2 separate regions of the Mus musculus genome follow, and region 1 is linked to region 2. The links are chromatin loops, found by intact Hi-C in ENCODE. Cell type or tissue: heart. All regions are shown on one strand. Each heading gives the region's core, and the rest is flanking DNA. Links, peaks and the distances in the headings are about the cores only. Region 1 overlaps Slc7a8 (solute carrier family 7 (cationic amino acid transporter, y+ system), member 8). Region 2 holds the start of Slc7a8 (solute carrier family 7 (cationic amino acid transporter, y+ system), member 8).

Region 1 (8,333 bases), core at 15-8,014, 50 kb after region 2:
GCAAAGTAAACAAAATAGACTTGAACTGACAGAATGCTCTAGGTCTGTGAGAACTTGAATGTTGGTTGCTCTTGATGCTTTCTTCACAAAACACAAATAATATATCAAGAAAAGTAGTCCAGAGACTGCCATTGACACTAGCTTTGCCATTTACATGAACTTTCCTTCTAAACAATGTTGTTGCCCTTTTGAAAAGGATGTTCTGAGCTGTGCTTTGAGCCTGAGCCCCTGTTTAGCCTCCTGGTTCTGAGGTTCCAGGTTCCGGGAGGTCCTGGTCCTGGATTTCATCTTACTGGCCTTCTCTCACACAGAAGGTTCACAGACAAGGAGCTAGCATATCACCGCAGAGGATGTCCAGACAATGCATGGGGTGGCCATTGGGCTACTGGGCCTGGGCTCGTCTCTCTGAGAAGCCTCCTACCTGTTGTGTCCACAGGAGAATTCTTCTGGCTGGAGCCAAAGAATGCATTTGAGAATTTCCAAGAACCTGACATCGGCCTCGTTGCTCTGGCATTCCTCCAGGGCTCCTTTGCCTATGGTGGCTGGAACTTCCTTAATTATGTGACTGAGGAACTTGTGGATCCTTACAAGTGAGTCAAACGAGGTTAGCTCTTCTGTTCACCCTTAGGCCGCACAGGACCCACCTCCGGAAAAAGGAAACACAGACTCACTTCTTGCCCTTCTCCAGGGACATGTCCTGGTCTACCGTGAAGCCACAGTTGATGTCCCAGGAATTTGAACCATTTGCCATCCACCCTGTTAAGAGAAGGGGAAGGATCCTCTGACTGTCCCAGGGCAAGTGAACAATCAAGAGCTGTTCACAGAGCTGCGACAGAGAAGGAACTATCCTGGGTTGTCTCGGCATTTTATCTGTTTGGAGCCAGGCCCAGCTTTATATCTTAAGACAGTAGAAAGGGTGCAGGGTCCAAATCTGAGTCAGGAGGTGATAATCAGGTGAAACATATTTCTAGACCTAAACTGTTCCATTTCCTCTAAAGAATCCTGCCCCACCTGAGTCAGAACCTACCTCCCAAATAGAGGAACAGCCAAGAGACAGCAGGTCGAGGCTCCTGGAGTTTCCCAGCAGAACATGTCCCCTGGTAAAGGCTTCCCTCTGACCTCCTCTCCCTCTACAGGAACCTTCCTAGAGCCATCTTCATCTCCATCCCACTGGTCACATTTGTGTACGTCTTTGCTAATATTGCATACGTCACTGCAATGTCCCCCCAGGAGCTGCTAGCCTCCAATGCAGTTGCTGTGGTAAGAAATTGCTCAGGGGCCCCAACCAAGAAATGCCAGTGTGGATCTGCCTGTTTAGCCCCATGGAATGGGAAGTCATCCCACCTCCTCAGGCTGAAATCTGCATGCGTCCTCCCTCCACAGGGTATCTTCCAAGTGCCCAGGAGCAAACTAGTGGTGGGGTTAGTTCCAAAATAGCAACCATGGTTGCCTGAGAAGATGCACAGAGTCTATTTAGCCTTTGGTATTGAAATATCTAATGTTTTATGGAACAAGTCCACCGTCTCGTATAAGCTTGCAGATTATGGAAGACAGACTGGTCCACAGGGAAGCATGCACTGTACAAGGCACACGGATTCTCTCTGTTTTTTTCTTTCTCTGGGAACCATGCAAACTCAGGCAAACTGGTTGCTCTCATTGGGGCAAGCTGGGTATTGAAGGGCTAAGGGCATGATTCTGTAGTAAAGTGCAAAGCCCTGTGTTCCATCCACACGCACATATGCACCCGTAGACACCACACACACATGCACATGCACACACATAGACACACCCACACAGGCATACAAATACACATAGATACACACACACACATATATATATATACATGCGCACGTGCGCGCCAGTAAATAGTTCAGAAATCAGAGTGATTTATGCCCTTTGGTCAAAGAGATCACAGAACACCTGCTATCTGAGGGAGGCCCAGGAGTCATGCTGAGCCTTCATTTCGCTTCAGACCCAACACTGTCATGACATGTCTCATCTTTGAAAATAAATATACCCTGCCATGTCCGTGGCCAACTCCTCCTAAAGCCAGCAGCCTCCAGGCCCAACAGGACATCTATTCTAGACACCACCTCCCCAGGCTCGTGCTATAAGCATGACTCAGAGACTCTAGAAAGGACTTATCCCTAAACTATATATACACACTAAAGTGTGTGTGAAGTCTCATCCATAAATTCACAACTGCTTCTTTCTCAGCTAAAGAAATAGCCAGTTGTGCCGGGCTGTGGTATCACATGCCTTTCATCCCAGCACTCAGAAGACAGAGGCAGGCAGATGCAGATCTCTGAGTTTGAGGTCTACAGAGTGAGTTCCAGGACAGCCAGGGCTTCACAGAGAAACCCTGTCTCAAAAGAAAAGGAAAAAACAGCTGGTCCTTATTTTCCTACCATCATAGTCTGCTTCTGTGAATTTAGGAAGTCTGACTAAGGGTCCATTTCTATTTTATACATGGGAAACTAAAGCCCACACATAGCAAACCCAGAACTGAGACAATAGCTCAGTGGCAGAGCACGTGCTTCACACAAGCAGGGCCCTGGGCTTGACCCCAGCACTGAAAAAAATAAAGAAGTAAGCGTGTTTAAGGAGGGGGTAGGAACTGAATCAGACTGCAAGTCTGTGAATCTCCCTGTGCAGCAACATCTGTAGTGTGCACAGGGTTGACTTACAGCTCCTCGCCTCTGCTCCTGACCCCTTCATTCCCCCAGTGTCCAATCTGAGGTCAGCCATAGGTCACTAAGCGCCTCGGTTTCCTCATTCATAAGCAAGGATAAGTGTTAGCTCATCACTGTTGTCACCACCATACATTGCCCCCTCAGCTAGCTAAGCCACAGCGTGTGTTTTTGATGTGTAGCTGTCTCTGTGGCATGGCAGTCTGGGCCGGGGCTCTCAAGATTAGCCAGAGAGAGTCGGCAGGGTAGGTGGGAGACAGGCACCGTGAAAGCGAAGAATAGACTGGAATGGGGGTTTCACCTCTTTGTCTCCACTCATTTCTTGTTTCCCCCCCCCCAGACTTTTGGAGAGAAACTCCTCGGGGTCATGGCCTGGATCATGCCCATTTCTGTTGCCCTGTCCACGTTTGGTGGAGTCAATGGCTCCCTCTTCACCTCCTCCCGGTGAGTGATGGACGGAGGCCCTTCTGGGCCACTTTTCTGTCCACGTTGCTGTGTGTATTTGATGAACTTGTCTGTCTCCACTCCTGAGTGGTGGCTTTGTGGGAGCACGCATGTCAGTGTGGGTGCTAAGGGGGTCTTGCTGCTTTGAGGGTGACCTATGATAGGGGGCGTGCAAGGAAGCTCACCTTGCTTTGGAAGAAACAGAGCTGTGGTAGGCAGCAGGATAGTATCTTGGCTACATTCCTAGAGTCCCCTCTCCCCTTTGTGTGGATGTGGGCTACTATCAGCCAGAAAGAAACCCTACTTTGAAAGAAACCAAGAATTCTTGTGCCTGAAACCTCTAGGTCTGGCCTCTCATGAATGTCTGGAGCCAGACTCTACCTGGGAGAGATCCCTCAGAGTGTCCTGAGAAGGCAGGGCTACTCCTTACTCGAGAGGCAGGTACTGTGGGAGGCCACAGGCTCAAGTAGGGAGGAATACAATGGAAACTTTTGTCAGTGTGAAAGCCAGTAGCCACAACCCCAACTCAGAATTCCTTGGGAAGCCAGAAACATGAGTGGGCCCTGGAGCCTTGCCCCATTTACCCAGGGGTCAGACCCCTCCTTTATGTCCCTTCCTGCCATCTCTGGGTGTATGTGTATGAAAGGGTTACCATTTGTGTGGCCCACAGGGTTTCTGTGCCCTAGAAGCCTGGTCCTATTTAAAAGATGAGTCTTGGCTCAGTTGTCTCCCACGCCACCGGATACATCCCAGAGAAATTCTGGTGAGATGACAGAGACTGCCATGTTCCCAGGATCCAGAGCAGTCAAGAAGGAGTGTGGGTGTCACCTGTGATGGCGGGGAACCCACACTCACCCGTAGCAACCTCGTGTGCGTGTTACACAGGAGCTGTGGCCACGTGGAGGCCCTGGCAGAGGGCGAGCAGTGGAAGAGCCCTGACCCATGAGACTCCCTGAGATCTGTTGGAGGAGAATGGCTGGCCACAGTCGCTTTAGTTTGGGGTTTGTCCCTCAGGCAGGCCACACAGTGGTCTGCATGCATGCAGCGTTAGTCATGTGCATGCAGGAGACGCCAGAGATGTGGCCTCCTCACCCAAGCCACCTCAGCTCACCGACTACTCTCTTCCGTCCTTCCTTTCTTTCATTCTTTTTTTGTCCCCAAGTTTGAGTCGGATGGTTCTTGCTGAGCAAGCTGAGAGTGTATGCATGTGTGCGCACACCTGCGGGTGTGGATGTGTGTGTGTGTGTGTGTGTGTGTGTGTGTGTGTGTGTGTGTGTGTGTGTGTTACATCATATTCTCCATTGTTCCCTAGTTGGGATTGTTTCTTGTGACGTGGGGCTGTTAGACCTGGACAGTTAGTTATACTTGGTGCTGGCTGTACATAGAGAATATGCATGAGAGCCTGACAATGTGCATATGCATGAGAGCCTGACTATGTGCATGGTGAAGCCCACAGAGCCCCCCAGGTTCTATTGCATGAGGCTGTGCTGGCTGGAAAGGACCTTAGCATGAAGAAGAGATGGGCTGCATGTATCTGCACAAAATTAGGGAAGCCGGCCCAAGTAGCTATGATGACACTGCTTATGGGTACTCGGAGTCACAGCCACCTCCTGTACTTCTAGCTGCTGCTGCCACCACATTCCCCCCTACAGACAAAGCATGGAGTGGCAGTTCTCTTAGGCCGGGTGTGGGAGCATACACCTCCCATCTCAGCCCTCAGAAGGCTAGACCAGGAAGGCCAAGACTTCCAGGCCAGCCTGGGCTACAGATAGCAAAAGCCTGTGCACTGTCACACTGTCACCTTCCTCTCATCCATTAGGTGGCTCAGCAGGTAAAGGTGATCTGAGCTTGACCCCAGGAACCCAACTCACATGGTGGCAGAAGGAAACTGGCTCACACAAATTGTCTTTTGACCTTCATGAGTGTGCCACAGATAGCACACACACAAACAAATACGCAAATGAACTTAAGCTTTTTAAAGAAAACAGATTATTAACACTAACATGTAATAACTGCTGGCAGTTACACAATTGTTTTTGTTGGTGGTGGATTTTGGGGAGTTTGTGTTGTTTTGTTTTGTTTGAAAGAGACATAAAGAGAAAAGAGGGAAGGGGTTGCTTTCAGTGTTGCTCTTTCTGTGAGTCTGGGTCTCTCCTTGTCTTCTCCACTATCTCCTTCTCTTCCAAGGGTGTATACTACCCCCATTTCTTAAACTTTTAAAAATCGCTTTTTAATGTGTGTGAATTTGCCTGCATGTATGTCTATGAACCATGTGTGTGCTTGGCACCCACAGAGTGGGAAGAGGGTGTCAGGTCCCCCTCAAACTCGAATTGCAGATGGTTATGAGCCACCATGTGGGTGCTGGGAATCAAACCCAGTTCCTCTGCAAGAGCAACAAGTGCCTTAACCCCTGAGCCAGCCTTCCTGCCCTCTGCCTATTTGTGAGAGGGGGGTCTCATAAGACTGGCCTCAAATGGGAAATCCCCTGCCTCAGGATCTGTGTGCTGGGTTCACGGGCATGTGCCACCTTGCCCAGCTTAGGATCCCTGGTTTACAGTCTGCATTTTTGTTTGATGTCGTATTGTGAGCATGTTCTCACATAATCATTTTCTTCAGAAACATGATTTTGAGGGCTGGAGAGATGGCCCAGATTCAACGCCCAGCACCCACACGGCGGCTCAACCATCTGTAACGAGCTGACTCTGCTGGCCTTCACCAACACTGCTCAACACAGTATGCAGACATGCATTCAGACAAACACCATATGGACACATGAAGTAAAAAGACTTAAAAAAAAAACATGATTTTTTTAACTTCACCATTGTCCATCTTATAGATAAATCCTAATTTCTTTAACCAATATCATAATTTTAAGCATCCAGAACACTTGCAGTTGAGTGCCTGCCAGAGCCTTTTGTGTGTGTGTGTACCTTTCAGCACCTCTCTATTAGGGTTTTTGGTTTTTTTAAGAAGGCTTCTTGGGGCTAGAATGCTTATCTCTATGGGTATAAAGTTTAGGTGTCTTGTACATACAGTCAACTGCACAAATTTCAAGTGTGATTGAGAAGTTGTGATGGTTATGGACACCCAAGAAGCCACCACCCAGAACTTTTCAGTGTCCCTCCAAGGTCCCCACCTGTGTTTTTCCAGCCCATGGCCTCTCTCCGATCTCACAGAAGCAGCTGAGTCCCTGGATATGATAAGAATGCTGTTACAGCAGTGCACAGGTGGCTCGGAGCTGTGTGCCAGGGAATCAATAACCCTTAAGGACAAGAAGTTTCTTACATAAAGGAAAAACACAGCCAGGTAGTGGGATGGGCCATAACACTAGTATTAAGGAAGTAGAGGCAGGAGGAACAGGAATTCAAGGCCCATCTTGGCTACAGAGAAGTTCAGGGCCACGTGGGCTGCATGGGAATGTGTCTCAAAGAACCAAAGACAAAAAATAAGGGCAGAGGGGCTGATCCTGTAGCTTTGTAGACCTGAGCAGGGGGGTGATTCAGAGTGACAGTGCCCTGAGCCAGCTACAATCAGTCTCCACGCCCCCCGGATCTGTGCACCCATCCATTGGCTGCCTCTGGTTTGCCTGTGCCTGCATTTGTGAACGTAGTGCCGGAGAGCGTGCACACAAAGGCAGGTTCCTAGCCTGTGGAGGGGGCTGCTGCGTGGGCCAAAGGATGGCACAGCGATGGTATCCCAGCTTAGTGGTGCACAGGCTATCCCAGGCTGACCGACTTTTCTCCTTGCCAGGCTGTTCTTTGCTGGAGCCAGAGAAGGCCACCTTCCCAGTGTGTTGGCCATGATCCACGTGAAGCGCTGCACTCCAATCCCAGCCCTGCTCTTCACAGTAAGGAGCCCCCTGCCCCACCCCCTCCCCCTGCTGCTGCCAGCCTTGCACAGGTCCTCCCTTCGCTTTGAGCGTGGTCTTCTTTGGGAGTCACACTATCTGCACATATCTGTCACCCTTCTCATCTAGTTCTGCATTTCACTAGGCCCTAGCTAAGGTGGCGGATGTGGCCACTGGCTTTATGAATGCCAAGGGATATAATTAGGAAAGATCCTGAGTCTAAAACACCTACAACTCTCAGACTGACTCATTTTTCTCCTCCTATTCTGTTGGCTCAGACTGAAAAGACTTGAAATGCCAAAACCTCACAAAATCCTGTCTCTGCTCCTGGGCTTACTGGCACCTGCTACCACAGGCCACAGCTCTGAGCCTCTGCCAGTCCCTGCCCAGCTCACCCTTCCCTCCAACCCCACCAACTTCCTGCCTAGGGTCCTCTGTCAGCCTCTTGGAAAATGCCATCAAAATAAATCTAGGTCAGGGTACACCTGATAAGAAACACAGGCAGAGGAAAACTCATAAACTGGGGAGTGGAGAAGAGGCAGCTTTGAACAGGGAAGAAATGGGGTTTCTAACGAAAAGCAGAATCTTTGAGAACAGTGGTTCTCAGCCTGTGGGTTGTGACTCCCACAGGGGTGGCATATCAGATATCCTGAATACCAGATATTTGCATTACTATCCTTAATAGTAGCAAATTACACTTATGAAGTGGCAACAAATGATTTTTAATAATTTATTTATTTTTATTTCATGGCGTTTTGCCTGCATGTATGCCAATGGGAGGATGTGAGGGCCCCTGGGACCGGAGTTACAGACAGTTGTGAGCTGCCATGTAGGTGCTGTGAATTGAACTTGTTGGGTCCTCTGGAAGAGCAGTCTTAACTGCTGAACCATCTCTACAGACGACAACAAAATAATCTTAATGTTCGGGATCACCACAGCTTGAAGAACTGTAGTAAAGGGTGGCAGCATTGGGAAGGTTGCGAACCCACTGACTTAGAGAGTCAAAAGAAGGAACAAAGACTTGTCCTCATTCATTTTTTTGAATGAATTTTTTTTTTTTTTTTTTGGTTTTTTGAGACAGGGTTTCTCTGTATAGCCCTGGCTGTCCTGGAACTCACTTTGTAGACCAGGCTGGCCTCGAACTCAGAAATCCACCTGCCTCTGCCTCCTGAGTGCTGGGATTAAAGGCGTGCGGCCACCACGCCCGGCTTGAATTAATTTTTATTTTCTTTCTGAATCTTGAATAAAGTTTTACAAATTATGTTAAACCAGACATAGTGGCACACACCTTCAATCCCAACATTCCAGAGGCAGAGGGAGGCAGATCTCTTGAGTTTGAAGCCAGCTACTTA
Region 2 (8,333 bases), core at 50-8,049:
GGTTTTGATGTGTATCCCAGGCTTGATTTAACACATTAAGTAGCCTAAGCTGCCTCGAGATCCCCCAGACTTAGTACTGAGTATCTCTAGTACTTAGTACTTAGTATCTCTAGTACTGAGATACCCATGTTCCACCATACCTAGTCATAGCTTTAGTTTTACTTATTTACATAACCATGTACGTATTTTGAGAAAGTTTCACACTATACCCCAGATTGTCCTGAACTGACATCAATGCTTTGGTTTCAGCCTCCTGTGTGTTGGGATTATAGACCTGAGCTTTCATGCCCAGTCTGTGGGCTTAGCTTTGAAGAAAGGTTCTTTCTGGCTTTGGACAACCCTGTATAAGAAGAGCGCACAGCAAGGGCTGTGAAATGGCTCAAAGGGGGCAGTCAGGCCCTCATTAGTGACCTGACTTCACAGCTCCCTCACAAAGACCAAGAATAAAGTGCAGTTAGGTCCCGAAACAAAGCAAGCCAGGAATAGAGTGGCTTGGTTGCATGCGCTGTTCTTTTGTGCTAACACGTTTTATCAGCCCTTTCTCAAGGGGACAACCAGCAGGCCCACTATTGCAGTGGTGTGCCCCCACCCCTGCCCACTCCTTTTTGACAAAGGAGTCAGTAGGTGTCAGCCACACACAACCTTTCTCTAAGATCATGAGTATTTGCAAGGAAATGACCCTTCCAGCAAACATCTTTCCTTGTTAAAGGGACCAATTTCTTATTTTCAACAAGCAAAATTATGAAACCAGTCTCCAAGTTACTGGAAATAGGACTGTACTAAAAGTAAGTGCTTTGAGAAATATCCAAAAGAGAGGTGTGTATAAATGCAGTGGTAAATGTCAGGAGGCTAGGTTAAGGCCCACGAGTTTCACTGGACAGATTAGAAGTGCCAACATCAAAAATGTCTTAAACCTTTTTCTTTTTTCTTTTTTTTTTTTTCTGTTTTTTTTGTTTTGTTTTGTTTTGGTTTTGTTTTTTTTTTTTTGTTTTTTTTGGTTTTTTTGTTTTTTTTGTTTTTCGAGACAGGGTTTCTCTGTATAGTCCTGGCTGTCCTGGAACTCACTTTGTAGACCAGGCTGGCCTCAAACTCAGAAATCCACCTGTCTCTGCCTCCCAAGTGCTGGGATTAAAGGCATGCGTGTTTTAAGTTAAAAAAAAGTTACAACATTAACTCAAAACACACCAGGCCCTGAGGCTAAATGATCCTGAGGCTAGCCTGGGCTACAGAATGTGACCCATTTCAAATCACCAGCAACAAACAGAAGACCTTGATCATGGTTTCTCTTGGTTTCTCTCCCGGTGAAAGAGGTTATTGACAAGTAGTTACAGTGTCTTGAGAAAGCTTGGTGTGAACCAGTAACAACCTGCTTTGCCCAGGACCAAATCCAGTGTTTGACCTCTAGGAAGACACTTCTTTAAGTCTTAGCCTAATATTTTAAAATACTGAAAATACAAGCTATGGGGAGGGGTTAGCTCAGTGGACGAGCCATGACTGTCAAGGCTCTACATTTCAAATCAGCAACTTAAAAATAAAAAATAAATATTCAAGAATAACTGGGTCTACCTGGGCTTGGTGGCACATTCCCTTAACCCCAGCAGAGCTCTGTGAGTATCTGGCTAACTTGGTCTACATGACCAGTCCCAGGCCAGCCAGGGTTACTTAGGGAGACCCTGTCTAAAACAAACACAAACACAACAAAAATTGGCTTTGTTAGCCAGACTTGGGGCTGTGCACCTTGAATCTCAGCACTTGGGAGGCAGAGGTGGGCAGATCACTCTGAGTTCAAGGCCAGCCTTATCTATATAGTGAGGTGAAGGCCAGACCCTGGCTCAAAACTGATGGAGAGGGGGAAATGAGACATTGTTCAGGAAAGTTGTACAGCAGTGTTTAAACTCAAAAAGGAAAGTTAGAACACAAAGATGGATGAGGACCAGATCTGCGAATTGAGTAACCAAAATATAAGGAATGTCCATTAATTTTTTTCACAAATTTTTCTCGACGAATTACACTGAGACATCTTTCTTTCTTGTGACCAATACTAGCTGTATGGATTTTTGAGGCACGCAGCATTTATGCCATGATAACGTCACCAGCCTAGAGACATAGTAAGAATGAAAGGCCCCTGTGAAGAGGGAGATCCATTTTCTAGATTTCATATCTCACCATCAATAAGCAGCTGCAAACCACTCATAAATCCCAAATACTAAAGAAACAAAAATATCAGTTTTTAACAAGCCTCCCTTTCCCGTTCGGTGCCACACTGAACCCACCCACCCCCAAATCTGTTTGGTTCGAGATTTATAGAACTTGTAATTGTCTTTATTTTCCAACTTCTCAGATCTGGAGGCTTGCACATTACTCTGTGTTTGCACACCTTTCTGGAGAGATTCCCAAATCCATCACACACTAAGCCTGCGCCATCTAAATGGAAACGACAAAGTATCACTGAAAGAACTCACATTTGAGAAGCAGAAAGGTTTTATCCCTTGATGTTGCGATCTGGGCAGAAGTCTTCAAATTGGATTTGCTTAATAATGAAACCATCAAATGTCCCCGTGTGCTTCCTAAGCTTGTTTAAAAAAAGACCAGAGACAATTCACTTTCCTCCATGTCCCCTCACTTCCTCCCTGGGAGTCTTGTGCTATCTAGCCCAACCTTGTCTGTTTTCTCTGTTGAAAATGATTTACACGATCCCCCACTCTCTTCTCTTTTTGCTGAGGCTTTCAATCTGCTGTATCTTAGAGCAGCAAAAGGAGAAGGAGTTGAGATCTCAACCTTTGAAACCTCTTGATACTTGCTGAGTAGGGTGAGCAAGGGGCAGGCGGGAAGGGAGACCGTTCATTGTCTGGACTTTACCCTATCCGGAAGAGCCGTTCTAGATAGCTTAGCCAACCCCATTCCTAAAGGGCTTAACTTTTTTATTTTCTTGAAAAGTCCAAGTTTTTTAGTGTTTTTCTTAAAAAAATGAGTGAAGCCAAATTTGCGTAATTAGTGGTCAGATTGGGGAATTTAGTTTGTCTTATTGAGACAGAATTTCACTTTGGACCTCTGGCTAGCCTTAAACTCAAGGAGATCTGCCTGCCTCTGCATCCCAAGTGCTCGGATTAAAGATGTGTGTGCCACCAGGCCCTTTGGAATTTTATTTTTTAGACTCATTTTAAAATCAAATCATTTTGTATAGACTATGTAAAAAAAAACTTTAGTTTTTCAGCATGGTCTATAATATTGTTTCATGGTTGTTTTGTTGTTGTTGTTTTCTTCAAAGCACTTTACAGTTAGAAATAGACACAGTTCTTGAGGTGGAGCAACTGTTTTGAATTACATTCTTCAAGGAAATGGGGGTGCAATGTTAATATTCTTAACCATTACCATTCTTAGCATCAACACGTCTGTTTCATGATCGGTGAGGGGCTCACGACCTCCTGTCTGAAGTTCAAATAATTTGTGATAAAATATTAGGGGTCATGGGGCAGGCCAGAATCCTCCTTATCCTGCTTCGGAAAAACGTTGCAACTACCCCATATTCTTCATAATTTTATTTAGCTTTCATGACAGTCCCTAAAAGAAACTCTTCAGCTTAAAGTTCTTCCACATTGCCCCCCCCCACACACACCAAAACCACCCCCTATTTCATGAAACAGCTTGATGGCAATATCTCTGCAGCTTTCTCGACCTTGTCCTCAAATGATCCACACCTAAACATCTTAGTACACTGGCCAGTGTGTTTCTGAAGGCATTAGAAGCCCGCAGAACCGTGTGCCCTTATAGAGTTCACAAATGCTGTGCGACCTGAGATGAAGCCTTGGCTAGTGACTTCCCCCTGCGGCCCACCCTTCCCTTGCTCCCACTATGAAAAGAAAAGAAAATGTTTTAAGCCCCTTCCTCCGTGATCTTTGGGGGTAGGGGGTACTAATAATTAAATAGAAGAAGAGGGAGGAGATGCGGCTTAAGGATGGAGGAGGTGGGGGGCGGAGCCTCGGTCCGCAAATAAACGCCGCAGCCGAAAGGGAAGCACATTCGCGAGCGCAGCAGCCACCCTGCCCTCACAGATGGAGCGATCTGCGGAGTGAGCACGGAGCTCGGAGCCGACAAGGGCGAGAAGGAAGGGGCGACCGCAGCAGGTGGAAACCTGATCCAGAGCCGGCGAGCAAGAAAGTACCTGAGCACGGCTCCTCCTCCGCTCCCTCAGCTAAGAAGAACTACTTTTACCCTCATCGTAGAAGAGACTTAAGGGAAGGTGGAGGCGATCTGTTTCATTAGGAGGGCTGCAGGGAAATCCTGACCAGAGCAAGCCGCCGCCCGGTACACCGAGCAGAGCGATCCTGGGCTTCTGAAGATAAACGCTTTCCGGAGAATTCCAGCTGGAGTCGCTGGTACAGTTCTATTTTTGTATTTATATATATATATATTCTTTGCCTTCCATTTAAAAACACGGCCCTTGTTTGTTAGGCAGTGACACGTGTGACTCTCATTTGCTGTCACTTTTAGAGGGTAGGAGCGCACTCTGTTTTCGGAAAAGGGCGTTCTAATTGGAAACTCTGTTTTTCCACATATCTATACGTTTACACGCACGAGCGTTTAGAAAAAGACTGCTCTTTTTCGCTTTGGGTGGTCGGAACCCTACGGAGAAAGATGGAAAAGGGAGCCCGCCAGCGAAACAACACCGCGAAGAACCACCCGGGTTCTGACACCAGCCCTGAGGCCGAGGCTAGCTCGGGAGGGGGCGGAGTAGCCCTGAAGAAAGAGATCGGATTGGTCAGCGCCTGTGGTATCATTGTAGGTGAGTCCAGGTCCTTTGCGGCCCCCGGCGCCATCCCACCCTCTCTCCGGGGGTCCTTCGAGGGACTTTAACCCCGCCAAAGCCTCAAAGGCAGCTTTGCTTTGTCTGTGACTTGTGTTGTCCAACTGCACCGGTCAAGTCGGAGCTATGGAAGTGATGTCTGTCATACATCGCTTCAGCCAAGCCAGGCTGAGCTGTTCTCTCCTTAGAATAGAACAAACAAGAGTCAGGAACCATACAGGCTCTGCGTCCCAAGTATTGCCTGGGAATTTATTAGAAGTGTAACAAATTCTTTCCGGCTTGTCACTAGGCAGTTCTGATCCAGGAGAGCCTAATTCGGGCTGACACATGGATTTTTAACTAGCTTCTGTGCAGCCACCCTCTGCAGGCTGTGAATCTGTGTTTGAAGCATATTTAGTATTATGTTGTCTTATGTTATGAAGCACTGTGGTGTGTAATGCCTCGAATAGTAAAAAAACAGTAATAAAAATGCTTTATAATCATGGTTCTTCATAGGCTGGCCCATCCTATGAAGCACTTGTGAAACAGATGTGACAGCCGAGCTGTCTCAGATGAGGAAAATATGGAAGGGAGAACCAGCTGACTTGACTGTGTTCTTGAAATGGAGTTTTCCAGGTTTTTTTGTTTTTGTTTTTTTGTTTTTTGTTTTTTTCTGGTTACCTAGTTGGGGGCGCCTGTCTGTTAACACCCACAGAAGACCCTGTGAGGTTCTTAGCGGGAACTGGGAGGTGGTAGATTGTGGGGTACAGGAGGAATTCATGGGTGAAATGTGTGCTCTGGCTTGGAAGCTCTTTAGGAGAGGAGCTGGGTGATCCAGAGAGAACCAGTATAGGTCTCGCTTCCCAAGAGCACATGTGCAAGGCTCGGGCTTCCAGAGACAACTCCCTTGCCTACGTAGGACACTCTTGTCTTTGCAAGGAAGCCCTGCAAATGGGTGCTGGGCTGTGGCTCATCACTGCCCTCTCTCCCAAAGGGGGCTTTGGTCTGCTATCTTTGGTGGAGGGCTTTGTCCCAGGGAAAGTACGACAAGACTCTCAGTCTCAGACGCGTCTCCGTGTTCTCTCTCTCCGGAGTTCCTTGGTGAAGGTATACTGTTTCTTGCTGCCCATAAACTAGTTTCTGTTGGTGTAACAGTGTTCCGTGAACAGCTCAGGGACATTTGGCACCAGAGAAAGAGTGACACTGGAGAACATCCTTGAAGTCAAATAAAATCAGTACAGCATTCAGATAATCCTCTTCACCTCTCCACCCCGACTTCAGTGACCATGTTCTTTCCAACCCCTTTTCAAAATGGAATGTTATCTAATTACTCCAAATCCTTACAGTTATAAAGAAACAATGCTCTGAGGGAACAGATCTACAAAACAGCCGTCATGATCTGAAGCTCGCATTATCTGGTCTTATCATATTTTTTAATTCAACACAACCTGTAGAACACATGCCAATTTAAGATCTATAAATAAACCAGAGCCTGTTATGTCTTTCATCAATTTGACTGATAGAGTTAGCATCCACCCACCCTACCTTGAAGAAGTATCTGATTCATACACAGATGTGCACACGCGTGCACACACACACAAACATACTCACATACATATACATACATATACTCACACACATATACAAACTCATACATATGTATATAGACACATACACACATACTCATACACATACATACTCATACATACATACACACACACTCACAATACACACATACACACATATACACACACACTCTTACACACATACTCATATACACACTCACACATACACACACTCACACATACACACACTCATACATACACACACACTCAACCCTTTTTCTTCCAGACTCTGCTTTGCTCGCCCATTCCCCAATACATGTAGATTTTCATGGATAGAGGATATTCTCCTATATACTAAAGGTTTTTTTTTTTTTAAATATCCATTCCATGTCTTTGAAGAAATGGGGATGTTCAGGTACAAATACGGTTCCAGGGTAAGTGTCACTACTGATCTGTCCACAGCCTCCTGGGCTGCACTTCAGTGAGAGAAAAAGCTCCTCATGGTGACATCAGAGTGAGAATGACAAATCTGGCTGGATACTCTGGGTGGTTTTAGGGAAATCACGATATTTTTCCAGAGTGTTAGAATCATGTTACATTCACTTCAGCTGAGATGAGAAAGAACTTTCTTCTTAAAGATTACACGGAGAAAATCTTTTCTACCTTCCCTCATGCATGACCATTAAGATGCCAAAGTGAAGAGACGGTGCCACACCCTCTTCTGGGGGATTTCTAAGTGGGTGATGACAAGACCAAGTGCAAACATCTATGCTGAGCCCAGTGACCTGGCCCTCTGTATTAACACTGTAGGATAAAGGAAAATAAAGTCATTTGAAAAGACACAGGAAGGGCTGGGGAAATGGCTCAGTGGTTAAGAGCACTTGTTCTTCTTCCAGAGGACCCAGGTTCAGTTCCCAGCACTCTCTGGTGGCTTATAACTGTCTATAACTCTAGTTGCAGGACATCTGACACCGGTTTCTGACCTGCCCTACAGGCATCATGAATGTAGGCAAAACTAATACACATAAAAATAAATAAACCTTAAAAAGCTCAAAAAAAAGTATATAATACCCTTTCAGAGGACTCAAGTTTTTCCCCCTGCACCCTCCCTGGGCCTCTCACAACCACCTCTGACCCCAGTTCCAAGGGATTCAACATCCTCCTCTGACATCCAAGGGCACCAGGCATGCATGTAGTGGACATACATTAACCATGCAGTCATCCACATAAAATAAGTCTTTTTCAGAAATGAGACAACTAATTTAAGTGAATCAGATTCTGCATGGGAAAGTAGCATTTGCCCCTGATCTATGTGTTTCATGCCCTGCTGGTTTAAAAGAATAAATTAAAATATGTTTCATAGAAGCTCATAAAAGTTTATCCACAGCCATCGTAGAATGTAAGCTGGACCGATGAACTCACGCTCTGAAGTTATCTATGGTTGGATCAGGATGCTGAGATCCATGTGTATCAAACTGGGACCACTGACTATTAACAGTGTGGTTTGGCTGGCAGCAGCTGGGGTCAAGATAAGGGAACAGTGGGAGGCACGAGAAGAAAAAGGATGTCAGCAACAACCAGTTTTAAGCTGCCTTTTAGAGGATGTGGGGGAAGATGGAGTAGTGAAGATAATTCTTAGAGATCTTGATAATTATTAAAAATGTTGACACAGTTGTTGTTTCCCTGAGCAACAATTTTGACTTGGAGGTGCAGCTTGACTGTAGGCCGTATGCTTAGTGTGTTCCCAGACACTGGAGTCAGTTGGAAGAAGGACAGAAGGGAGGGAGGGAGACAGATTTCATGTGACGGATTAGCCTGTGATCTCAGTACTGGGGAAGTTGAGGAAGGATCATCGAGTGTTTGAGGCGCAGCTACAAAGTGAAGGCCAGAGCACAAGGGAGGGGAGGAGAAAACAGCTCTGTCCTACACATCCCTGAGTCCCCAGTGCAGCAGAGTGCCCAGTAGGGAACTGTCACTCCTGTGAT

The links. Peaks named below come from ENCODE experiments on the same cell type or tissue, not always from the same donor. Only the 100,000 strongest peaks of a DNase experiment are listed, where the experiment ranks them.
Region 1: it touches region 2 in a loop (2.1-fold over the local background); 9 of 42 quality-filtered maps call a loop at or near these places.

Annotation. Positions count from the first base shown.
Region 1 is chr14:54,727,981-54,736,313 of GRCm38, reverse strand. Slc7a8 (solute carrier family 7 (cationic amino acid transporter, y+ system), member 8) reads left to right here. Exons shown (of 11, transcript NM_016972.2): 5 at 437-590; 6 at 1,137-1,260; 7 at 3,031-3,134; 8 at 6,885-6,981. Among named protein-coding and RNA genes, the nearest start is that of Cebpe, 20 kb to the right of the region's middle. In heart, for the core only: no CTCF peak of the experiment used is centred there; no DNase peak of the experiment used is centred there; H3K27me3 peaks cover 354 bases.
Region 2 is chr14:54,777,630-54,785,962 of GRCm38, reverse strand. It overlaps Slc7a8 (solute carrier family 7 (cationic amino acid transporter, y+ system), member 8), which reads left to right and starts at 4,077. Exons shown (of 11, transcript NM_016972.2): 1 at 4,077-4,783. The coding sequence starts at 4,636. It also overlaps a transcript of Rnf212b not described here. In heart, for the core only: no CTCF peak of the experiment used is centred there; DNase peaks (open chromatin) are centred at 4,022 and 4,752; H3K4me3 peaks cover 1,707 bases; H3K27ac peaks cover 1,279 bases; H3K27me3 peaks cover 940 bases.